Linked DNA regions of Homo sapiens: region 1 is linked to region 2. A link is an interaction called in ENCODE POLR2A ChIA-PET data of the cell type or tissue named here. Cell type or tissue: B cell. All regions are shown on one strand. Links, peaks and the distances in the headings refer to the core of each region. The heading gives the core; the rest is flanking DNA.

Region 1 (5,369 bases), core at 261-5,260, 55 kb after region 2:
CTGGGCCAAGGTGGGCGGATCACCTGGTTGGGAGTTCGAGACCAGCCTGACCAACAAAAAGAAACCGCGTCTCTACTAAAAATATAAAGTTAAAGTTAGCTGGGCGTGATGGTGCATGCCTGTAATCCTAGCTACTCGGGAGGCTGAGGCAGGAGAATCGTTTGAACCCAGGAGGTGGAGGTTGCGGTGGACCAGGATCGCTCCATTGCACTCCAACCTGGGCAACAAGAGCGAAACTCCGTCTCAAAAAATATATGTATATGAAAAAGAAAAATACAGTGGTTGGATTAAAGAACATTGGCCTGGCATGGTGGCTCATGCCTGTAATCCCAGCACTTTGGGAGGCTGAAAAGGATTGCTTTAGCTCAGAATTTGAGACTAGCCTGGGGAACATTAAAAAAACTAGCTGGATTAGGTGGTACACGCCTGTAGTCCCAGCTACTCCAGAGGCTAAGGTGGGAGGCTTGCTTGAGCTGGGGAGGTTGAGGTTGCAGTAAGCCATGATCACGGCACTGCAGTCCAGCCTGGGCGACAGAGTGAGACCTTGTCTCAAAACATCTATATCTATTCTGTAATTTATTCCATCTGTAATGTTATGGAATCACAGATGGAATAAATAACAGAACGGATACAACTGAGGAATGAATTAGAATTCTAGAAGGAGAAAATCTAGAACAAAGAAAGAGAAAAATATAAACGAAAAACTAAGAGATAAGAAAGAACTACCATTTTAGGCTGGGCGCGGTGGCTTATGCCTGTAATCCCAGCACTTTGGGAGGCCGAGGCGGGCGGATCACGAGGTCAGGAGATCGAGACCATCCTGGCTAACATGGTGAAACCCCGTCTCTACTAAAAATACAAAAAATTAGCCAGGCGAGGTGGTGGACGCCTGTAGTCCCAGCTACGCGGGAGGCTGAGGCAGAAGAATGGCATGAACCCCGGGGGGTGGAGCCTGCAGTGAGGGGAGATCTCGCCACTGCACTCCAGCCTGTGCGACAGAGCGAGACTCCATCTCAAAAAAAAAAAAAAAAAAATGAATTTTGATATGACAGTAGGAATTAATCTATGTTAGTGGAACAAAATTTCCCAAATTACATGCAACATCCCTGCTTTTTTTTTTTTTTAATAATTAAGAGCAACTAAACTAAAAATACTTTTTAGGAATCCATTTTGATGCAGTAAAATGTATAAAAAGGAAAGCAAGGGAAATGAAAACAATAGGGTTCAGGATGATTATTATTGCAGGAAGGCAGCAAAATGGGATGGGGGATATTATCGTTAAATATAGGTTATGATCAGAGTCTTAGTTTGTGGAAGATTATTGCGTTAAAAATAATCCAGGCCAGGTGTGGTGGCTCATGCCTGTAATCCCAACACTTTCGTTGAGAGAATCACTTGAGGCCAAGAGTTTGAGACTAGCCTGGGCAACATAGCAAAATCCTGTCTCTACAAAAAATAAAAAAATTAGCCAGGAATGGTGGCGCATGCCTGTAGTCCCAGATAATCAGGAGACTGAGGTGGGAGGATTACTTGAGCCCAGGAGGTCGAGGTGGCAGTGAGCTATGTTTGTGCCACTGTACTCCAGCCTGGGTGACAGAACAATACCCTGTCTCAAAAAAATTATGAAAATAAAAAGGTAAAAATAAGTAAAATGGGCCATGTGTGGATGAATAATCAGCATATGTCTTGAATAAAAGAGTTATGATTAATTCTGTGTACTTGAGGTCTAATGGGAAAAAATGCTGCTAAACGGGGATGTTAGTGCTTGTCTGAGTTTGAAATCTTGACTCCAACAACTTACTCATTGGGTGATCTTGGACAAATAACTTCTGTTTCTCTTTCCTGATCTGTAAAATAAGGATAATAGCTACATAATAGGGCTGTTTTGGTATTAAATGGGTTTATATGTATGCCTGGTACATAATAGGCTTGATGAGTCCTTACCATTTGTTTCAATTATCTAATGCTATGGAATAAACCACCCCAAAACTTAGTGAGTTGAAACAGTCATTTTATTTATTTTTCATTCAGTGGGATGATAGGCTGAGTTGGATAGTTCTTGTGGTTTTGTGGTTTGTCATGCAGCTGTTAAGTCAGGTGCAGCTGAGGCTGGAACGTGTGTGATGCTTTGTTTTGTTTTCTTTCTTTTTTTTAAGGACACCTCGAGACCGTTGAGTAAGTGCTTTGTTGTAGTCAGGTGGCAACTGGGGCTGGAAGATGTGTGGTGCTTTGGAGGGTATGGCTAAGAGTCTGGGCTCAGCTGGGCAACTGCACCTCCCTCTCCTTGTAGCCTTTTTGTGTAGTCTCCAGTAGAGTAGCCAGATTTCAAGCACCTCCAAAAGTACAAAACATGAGCCTGCCAGGCCTGGAATTGTCACATTATCACCTGCTGCATTCTATTTATTAAGTCATAGGGCCAGTTAGGGAGCGTGGTTCATTGGGAGCCATTTTTGGAAACGGTCTGCACATTATAATTAATGTTTCTATCTACCATGTTGCTCTACCATGTATGTAGTTGTCAGATTTAGACACTGGAAATGTATAAATAGACAGTTACAAATTCCTGTCCACTTGTAGCTTATATTTTACATAATAAATAATTAAAATATGTAGTGTTTTGGTTGGTAAAAAGGTTGGTAGGGAAAAATAAAGCAGGGAAGGAGATAGGGAATACAAGCGGTTGGGAGTTTTAGTTTTAAAAATGGGTGTTCATATGAGGCCTTGTTGACAAACTGTCATTTGAGCATAGACAAAAAGAAGGATAAGAATTAGAGGGCAGGCTAGGAGTGGTGGCCCATGCCTGTAATCCCAGGGATTACAGCACTTTGGGAGGCTGAAGCAGGAGGATCACTTGAGCCCAGGAGTTTGAGACCAGCCTGGGCAACATAGCAAGACCCCGTCTCTACAAAAAATAAATTAGCTGGGCATGGTGGCATGCACCTGTAGTCCCAACTACTTGGGAGGCTGAGGTGGGAGGACTGCTTGAGCCCAGGAGGTTGAAAGGCTGCAGTGAGCTGTGATTGTGCCACTGCACTCCAGCCTGAGTGACAGAGTGAGACTCCATCACACACACACAAAAAAAGCAAATGAGGAAGTAGGTGATGAGATCAATAGCCACCCATTAAAAGCCAGGTTTTAAATTTTTTTTTTTTTTTTGAAACAATCTTGCTCTGTCACCAGGCTGTAGTGCAGTGGCACGATCTCGGCTCACTGCAACCTCCGCTTCCCAAGTTCAGGCGATTCTCCTGTCTCAGCCTCCCGAGTAGTTGGGACTACAGGCGTGTGCCACCACACCTGGCTAATTTTTGTATTTTTAGTAGAGACGGTTTCACCATTTTGGCCAGGATAGTCTTGATCTCTTGACCTCATGATCTGCCTGCCTCATCTGGGGAGTACAATCCCAAAGTGCTGAGATTATAGGCGTGAGCCACCATGCCTGGCCCACTTCTGAATTTTAAATTGTGCTTGTTTCCTATTTGACTTATTTTATAGCAAAGTAAGGTAATGGGAGAGGGAGGAATTTATACTTGATTACAGCTATAAGCCTTTTCAGAAGCATGAGGGATCTTGTTATCTTCAGCCAGTGTATTTACTGATTGTCTTTTTTTTTTTTTTTTGAGATGGAGTTTCACTCTTGTAACCCAGGTTGGAGTGCAATGGTGCGATCTCAGCTCACTGCAACCTCCGCCTCCCAGGTTCAAGTGATTCTCCTGCCTCAGCCTCCTGAGTAGCTGGGATTACATGCATGTGCCACCACGCTCGCCTAATTTTTGGAGCTTTAGTAGAGACGGGGTTTCACCATGTTGGCCAGGCTGGTGTTGAACTCCTGACCTCAGGTGATCCACCTTCCTCAGCCTCCCAAAGTGCTGGGATTACAGGCATGGGCCAGCGTGCCCGGCTGATAGTCTTAAAAAAATTTTTTTTTGTCCAGACGTGGTGGCTCATGCCTGTAATCCCAGCACTTTGGGAGGCTGAGGCAGGCGGATCACGAGGTCAGGAGATCAAGACCATCCTGGCTAACATGGTGAAACCCCGTCTCTACTAAATACACAAAATTAGCTGGGCGTGGTGGTGGGCGCCTGTAGTCCCAGCTACTCGGGAGGCTGAGGCAGGAGAATGGTGTGAACCCAGGAGGCGGAGCTTGCAGTGAGCCGAGATCATGCCACTGCACTCCAGCCTGGGCGACAGAGCGAGACTCCACCTAAAAAAAATTTTTTTTTTTTTTTTTTTTTTTTTTTTGCGACAGGGTATCGCTTTGTCACCCAGGCTGGAGTGCAGTGGCACAGTCTTGGCTCACTGCAACCTCCACCTTGCCAGTTCAGGTGATTCTCATGCCTCAGCTTCCTTAGTAGTTGGGACTGCAGGCTCGTGCCATGCCCAGCTAGTTGTTGTATTTTTAGTAGAGACAGGGTTTTGCCCTGTTGCCTAGTCTGGCCTCTGTTAGAAATAAATTTTCGAAGCTGCAAATGAATATCACTCAAACATAAATTTAATTTTCTCAGCAAGGCAATTTTACTTCTATGGAAGGGTGCATCTCACGGATGGAGCAATGGTGAGAGCACACCTGAACAAGGGAGGGGAAGGGGTTCTTATCCCTGACGCAGGTAGCCCCTACTTCTGTGTTGTTCCCGTATTGGCTAGGGTTGGACCGCACAGTCTAAGCTAATACTGATGGGCTATTTTAAAGAGAGCAGGGGTATGAGCTGGAGTGGCTGGGCGAGTAGTATGGCGGGAAGAACAGTTACAGAACAGGTGACTCAGGATGACTCAGGTCAAGGGAGGTGACCAGGAGTGACTCAGGATGGAGCAGGTGATAGAAGCTAGGAGGGGGTTGTTTACTGAAACGAGGGGCAAGGAGATGAAGAGAATGAGGAAGTTAAACTTTTAAAGTTTTAAATGAAGAACAAAGAACAGGGGAGCTGAACATACAGATACATTGGTTTTTTGGAGAGCATCTCAGAACTCATTGTACTTAACAATTTACAGGCTAAAACCTTTGAAGAGGAATTTATTAAATCCTACATCTCAAACTCCTGACCTCAGGTGATCTGCCCATCTTAGTCTCCCAAACTGTTAGGATTACAGGCGTGAGCCACTGCACCTGGCCTATTCTAGTCGCCATTTACCCTTTCCCTGATGTGGCTTGTTAGTCATCAGTTTTAATAATTGTTGCCTTTTGTTAGAAAAAGGCATAAATGAAGGTTAACTTAAGTTTATTTAAAAATCTATTTTCCGGCTGGGCATGGTGGCTCACGCCTGTAATCCCAGCACTTTGGGAGGCTGAGGTGGGCGGATCACGAGGTCAGGAATTTGAGACCAGCCTGACCAACAGGGTGAAACCCCGTCTCTACTAAAAATACAATAATGAG
Region 2 (5,369 bases), core at 97-5,096:
ACCCATTCACTCACTTCTGCAGGAACTCCTCCAGCCCGCAGGGCTTTAGCACAAAGTCACCCACGTCCACATTCCTCAGGTCATCATGGGTGTAGCACAGGGTCTGGTAGATAAGCAAGTCTACAGTGGAGGAACCTGTGAAGGGTAAGGTAGGGGGAGCAATCATGATGGATGTCAAGGCAGATGGGTCTCAGTTTCCCCACCCTGATCCCCCTTTCCAGCTAAGTATTCTCCAGCACCATCACCAACCAGATAAAGCAGGCAAGTAGTTCAGAGTTGAGGAAAGTGACTGTACTAGAATGCTGGCCCCATAGCCAGCCCCTCACCCCCAAAGGAGCATCCTCACTGCCCTTCATCTGGGCCACAAGATGAGGTGGAAATCGAGTCAAAACACAGTCATCCCCACCCCACTTCAAGGGATGCTCACATCCTCTCCCCCCTCACTAACTTACAGTTGCAGGTGAAAGTGAGTGCCTCTTGAAGCCTGTCACACAACACAGTCACCTTCAGGTTGACCTCATCCCCGAGGTGCTCTGGGCTAGGGGTGACAGCACTCCAGACATAGCCAGTGAGGAAGTAGTCTTGGATGTCAGAGCCAGATCGAAGGCTGTACAGGAAGAAAAAAAACCCTCACTGTGCCTTTAGAAGAGAGTAGTCAAGAAGACATCTGTTGGGAACCTCATGCTCTGAGGCTCAAGAGCCCCTCTGTCCCCACTCAGCCCAGCCCTCCAAATTTGCAGGCCAGGATGGGGGCAGTGGGGTAGCAGCTCTGAGAAACCCCCTTCTTGACACTTCTCTTATAATTGCAAAATGTTTCCCACCATTGAACAGTACAAATAGTTCTAAAATGACAAAGCTTTCCATGCTAAGTTTAATGGAAAATTTTTTATGAATCCATTTCCTTTCTCTTTTAGTTCCAGATAACACTCTTATCGCCAGCTGGGGTGCATTTGCTCTTAAGGGCAACTGAGGGTCAGACTCTAGAGTGATCAGGATACTTTGACCATTCAATGGAGGTTTCATGAATTTTGCTAAAAATGTGAGACTTCTAAGATTTCAAAAACCCTGCAGACACTTGTTGTAGGAAGCATTTTCATAGCTATGAACTGAGATTTACTTATTATGGTGCTTCTTCCCTCCTAAAGAAAGTTTGGAAATGGATGGCCCCCCTCCCCATCCCCCATAGCCCTCCCAAATCCCACCCCATTCTTTAACTCTTACATATCCAGCATGTGGCAAAATGCAGCAACCTCCTCATCTCTCTCTTCTGAGACCTCAAACAACTCATGGCCATTGGCAACAGTGTGGGGCCGGGAGCCCACCTTTAAGAGAAGAGCAGACGACTCAGTGCCTTTTTCCTCGTGGTGTCCCCTCCCTATGAGGTACTCCAGACCTAAACTCAAACTCTAGATGAAAAGACTTTCTAGTCACTCGACATCCAATGAAAGGGGCACAAGAACATATGGGACATCCGGGAATACATGTATCTGCTGTCCTAGGAGACCAGGAGCCAAGTTGAAGAAGGAGGCGAAGCTCTGGCTGAGATGGACAAGAGTGTGGCCAAAGCCACTTCAGGAGGGGACAGTCTGATAAGCGTGAGGCAGCCAGTAAGGCAATCCAGTGCTGTTGGGCCTCTCCTGCAACACGGGCTTTCCGGGGGATTCTCCCAGAGGCGTGACAGGGAGCAGAGCAGACAGCTGTTTTTCCCAGCCCCTCTACTGAGGCTAGAGCAGGTGGGCGGCCCAAATGGTGCCCAGGGAAGCTTGGCCCTGGTCTAAAGCCTCAATATCCACAAGCCCCATGGACCCAAAGCAGAGAGAGACCCAGAACCCTTAGATAGAGGAGATGACTCAGACACATGTGCCTTCTGGGTAAATGCTATTTGAGGAAGAAAGCGTCAAAGCAGTGGTCTGGGCAGGGGAGGACCTGGTAGAAGCTTGGCTCCTCTGGCTTCCGAGTCAGCCGGCTCTGAACGGCCGGAATGTCAGGGAGCCTGCCTTGGCCCCACTTCCTCTCTCAAAATACGTGTGTGGTGGTAGGATTCTCAGACAAGGTCCCAAACGGTCTCCCATCCCAGAGCTGCTTTCAGTCACCCAGGAGGGTTCCTAAAGAAGCCCCTAGCAAGGCCTGTAGCCCAGCCCTAGGGAGAAGGAAGTGAGGGGGAGGGAGAGCTGGTGCATGACAGGTTTCTGCCTGAGGGGTCTGCTCAGGGCAGCCTGGGAGGCCACACCAGGGACGAGGCTTCAGCTCAGATGGAGATAAGGCCGGCATGTGGTTCCAACAGCTGTTTCTGGCGGGAGTCTAGCTCCGGCCTGTGCACATAGCAACGCCTCACATCTCTCACCCAACCTCTTGGCTACTCTCAAGTCCTCTCTGCCTCTTGGGGCAGATGACAGCAACTGAGCTCCTCATTTGAATATCCAGACTGTTTCCTCTGGTTGACCCTCTCTTGTTAGGCTTGCTCCCCTGGGTGTGCATGGGCGGCGGGGGGTGGGGGTGCACAGAGGGGAGGGCAGCAGTGGGGACAGTTGGCATGTGAGGCCCTGGCTCTGCCAAGTTCGTGCCTGTGTCCCAGTCAAAACAATAGCACCACTGTCAGCAATTAACCCACAAGAGAAAGGAGAGAGAGAGGAAGAAAAAGAGAAAGAGAGAGAGACAGTGGGGGGAGGGAAGAGAAGGCAAGAGAGGGAGAGAACAGAGTGGTCACTGAAGGCCACTCTCATGTCCTTTCTGTACCACTCACTGGCACCATAAGAAAACAAAAGCCACTTACGTTTGCCCAGCTGGCAGGCCCTGGTGGCATCACCCGATGCTGGCTGGGGGAGTCTGCCGGGCAGAGGCTGGCAGCAGGGGTATCAGGCTGGCATTTGGAGCCAGCCAGTTCCAGAGCTGGCTCCGCTGGCCTGGGATAAGGAGGTTCCCTCTGGCTGGAAGCCCGACGAAAGCGGGGCGGTGGTATAGGCCGAGGGCCCAAGGGGTCCCCCCTCCCAGCAGGCTGAGCCCCTGCAACAAGCTGAGCCGGGGAGGACCAAGGCCGCATTTCCCCACTCAGAACTGGCAAGAGCTTTTTGCTTTGTGTCCGCTTCTTCAAGGAGATTCTGGGCTGAGCTCTGTCTCAGAACTCTGATGACATGCAGGGGATGGGGAAGGGTGAGGGAGTAGGGGAGGCAGGAGAGAGAAGGAGTGACAGAGGTGACCACCTACCAGGGTGCCCTGACTCAGTGAGCAGGCCCAGCTGGGTGTGAGGAACTCAGAGCTGGGAACAGGAATCTCCCAGTCCCTATAAATAGCGGGAACAGCCCCACCTCTCAGAGCAGGGCCTTTAAAAATCCCTGAGCTCTAGGGATGTGGCTTATCCCAGGAGCTGATTCTGCTTTTGGGGGGACTCTCTTAGGAGAAGCGGAGGAAGGAAGAACTGTGTAGCTCTTCAGAGTTGGGAAGGTTCCCAAAGGCTAGACACAAGGTGGGAAAACCCCAGTGCCCCTTAAACAATGGCTAAGGAGGAAACCAGGACAGAATGAAGTAGAATGCTAAGCTGTCACAGAAGGCATCAGCAGCCAGGGGCATTGGCTTACACCTGTAATCCCAGAACTTTGGGAGGCCAAAGTGGACAGATCACCTGAGGTCAGGAGTTCAAGACCAGCCTGGCCAATGTGGTGAAACCCCGTCTCTACTAAAAATACAAAAATTAGCTGGGCATGGTGGCAGGTGCCTGTAATCCCAGCTACTTGGGAGGCTGAGGCAGGAGAATCTCTTGAACCCGGGAGGCAGAGGCTGCAGTGAGCCAAGATAGCGCCACTGCACTAAAGCCTGGTGACAGAGTGAGACTCTGTCTCAAAAAAAAAAAAAAAAAGAAGGCATCAGCCATGGGGGTGTCACTTGTCTCTTGACTCCTTGCAGCCAGGGTTTCCAGGGACCAAGGATGAAACACAAATAGGCCTTCTGGTCCTACCCAGGAGATGCTGCTGAAGCTCCCCTAAACCAGAAAAAAGATCAGAGCTGCCCTGGCACCTGCCTGGGGGCTTTGACCTAGATAGTTCGCTATTTTACACTATGTACTGATAAAAATAAAACTATTTGTCATACTGCATATTTTTTCTAAATATTTTCATTGTGAGAAGAGAATGAGTAGAGATGAATAATGCAAGGGTTGCACGACAATGTGAATGTCGTCAGTGCCACTGACTGCACACTTCCAAATGGTTACGGTGGCGAATTTTACGTTACGTATATTTTATCACAATAAAGAACAGAGCAGGGAGAGAGAGAGAGAGAAAGGGAGAAGGAGAGGAGGAGACAGAAGGCTTAGGAACGAGAGAGGCCAGGGCTGAATGCTGGCCCTGCTATTGCTTGCTGTGTGGCTTTGGACTATCAGGAAGGGTTGTTGTGGAGATCTGGACCAGGGTCTGGCATTCAGTGGGCACTAAACAAGTGGTTACTATTGTGAATGATCTTCATCGCCACGCAGCGTTTTTGGCAGAGCAGGGCCTCAGAGCAAGCGGAAGCAACTTGCTCCGGTCCAGAGGGCCATTCAGCCAGTCAATAATGAATCCCATAACTCCCAATTCAGTCCTTACATCAGGAAGCAGGCACACGCTAGGAACCAGGATTCCCAAATGCCTGCCCCAGAAGGCCCGTTTTGGCCAAGATACATGAAACCTGGCCCTGAGAAGGAGCCCTCCCTCTACTGGTGTCCACCCCTAATCAAGCCTCCCCTGGACCTCCCCCACCAGGGCCAGGGTCCCAAAGAGGGTAGGAGAGGCCTAAAGGGGTAAGGACTTGGCAGAGTTGGATGTAGAACAGCAGAGACTAGTCCCTGTTTCTGAAGGACATGGAGAAAGGAAGGCAGAAGAAACACAAGAAGGTCCTCACCGGGGCTGCAGAAATCCGGCGGTTCTTGCCAGGCGTCGCATTCTTTCGGTTGCCATAGCGGGAGGCATAGGTGCGGGGGGGCACCTGAGGGGGCATAGTCTTGCTCCTGGCCACGGGTTTTCCAGAGGTGTCTTTGCTGAAGTCCAGCGGCCCTCGGCCCTCCTTCCAGCCCCTGGTGGCATCCCGCAACATCTCCGCATCATAGGTCGATTTCAAGTTGAGCCTAGTAATTGCATCATTGATACCATCATAGTCCACAGACCCCAGTAGGCGCCCCTGACCCCCACCTCCCAGCACCTCTTCCTCTTCTAGGATCCGATGCTCTAGCAGTTTGCCCGGCAATTGTTCGACCAAAGAGAAAGTGTTGATGTCACTGGGCTGGGAGATCTTGGAGGATGAGGGGGACCCCTTTCTGGGAGGCAGGGGAGGGGTATCCCAGATAGAAGCTCGGGGAGGCAGAGGAGGTGGGGATAGTTTCTTGCAAGAGCCCTCTATGT

What was found. Peaks named below come from ENCODE experiments on the same cell type or tissue, not always from the same donor. Only the 100,000 strongest peaks of a DNase experiment are listed, where the experiment ranks them.
Region 1: POLR2A ChIA-PET joins it to region 2 with 17 read pairs; 14 of 35 experiments call an interaction of 5 or more read pairs at or near these places.

What each region holds. Positions count from the first base shown.
Region 1 is chr1:204,519,263-204,524,631 of GRCh38, forward strand. All of the region lies in intron 1 of MDM4 (MDM4 regulator of p53), which reads left to right. Among named protein-coding and RNA genes, the nearest start is that of MDM4, 5.5 kb to the left of the region's middle. RefSeq lists an enhancer at 5,131-5,369. In B cell, for the core only: no CTCF peak of the experiment used is centred there; DNase peaks (open chromatin) are centred at 2,149, 3,079, 3,425 and 4,799; H3K4me3 peaks cover 2,758 bases; H3K27ac peaks cover 4,539 bases.
Region 2 is chr1:204,463,998-204,469,366 of GRCh38, forward strand. It overlaps PIK3C2B (phosphatidylinositol-4-phosphate 3-kinase catalytic subunit type 2 beta), which reads right to left. Exons shown (of 33, transcript NM_001377334.1): 2 at 4,873-5,369; 3 at 1,222-1,322; 4 at 453-607; 5 at 15-135. Among named protein-coding and RNA genes, the nearest start is that of PIK3C2B, 28 kb to the right of the region's middle. RefSeq lists an enhancer at 4,155-4,982. In B cell, for the core only: no CTCF peak of the experiment used is centred there; DNase peaks (open chromatin) are centred at 530 and 2,174; H3K4me3 peaks cover 316 bases; H3K27ac peaks cover 4,479 bases.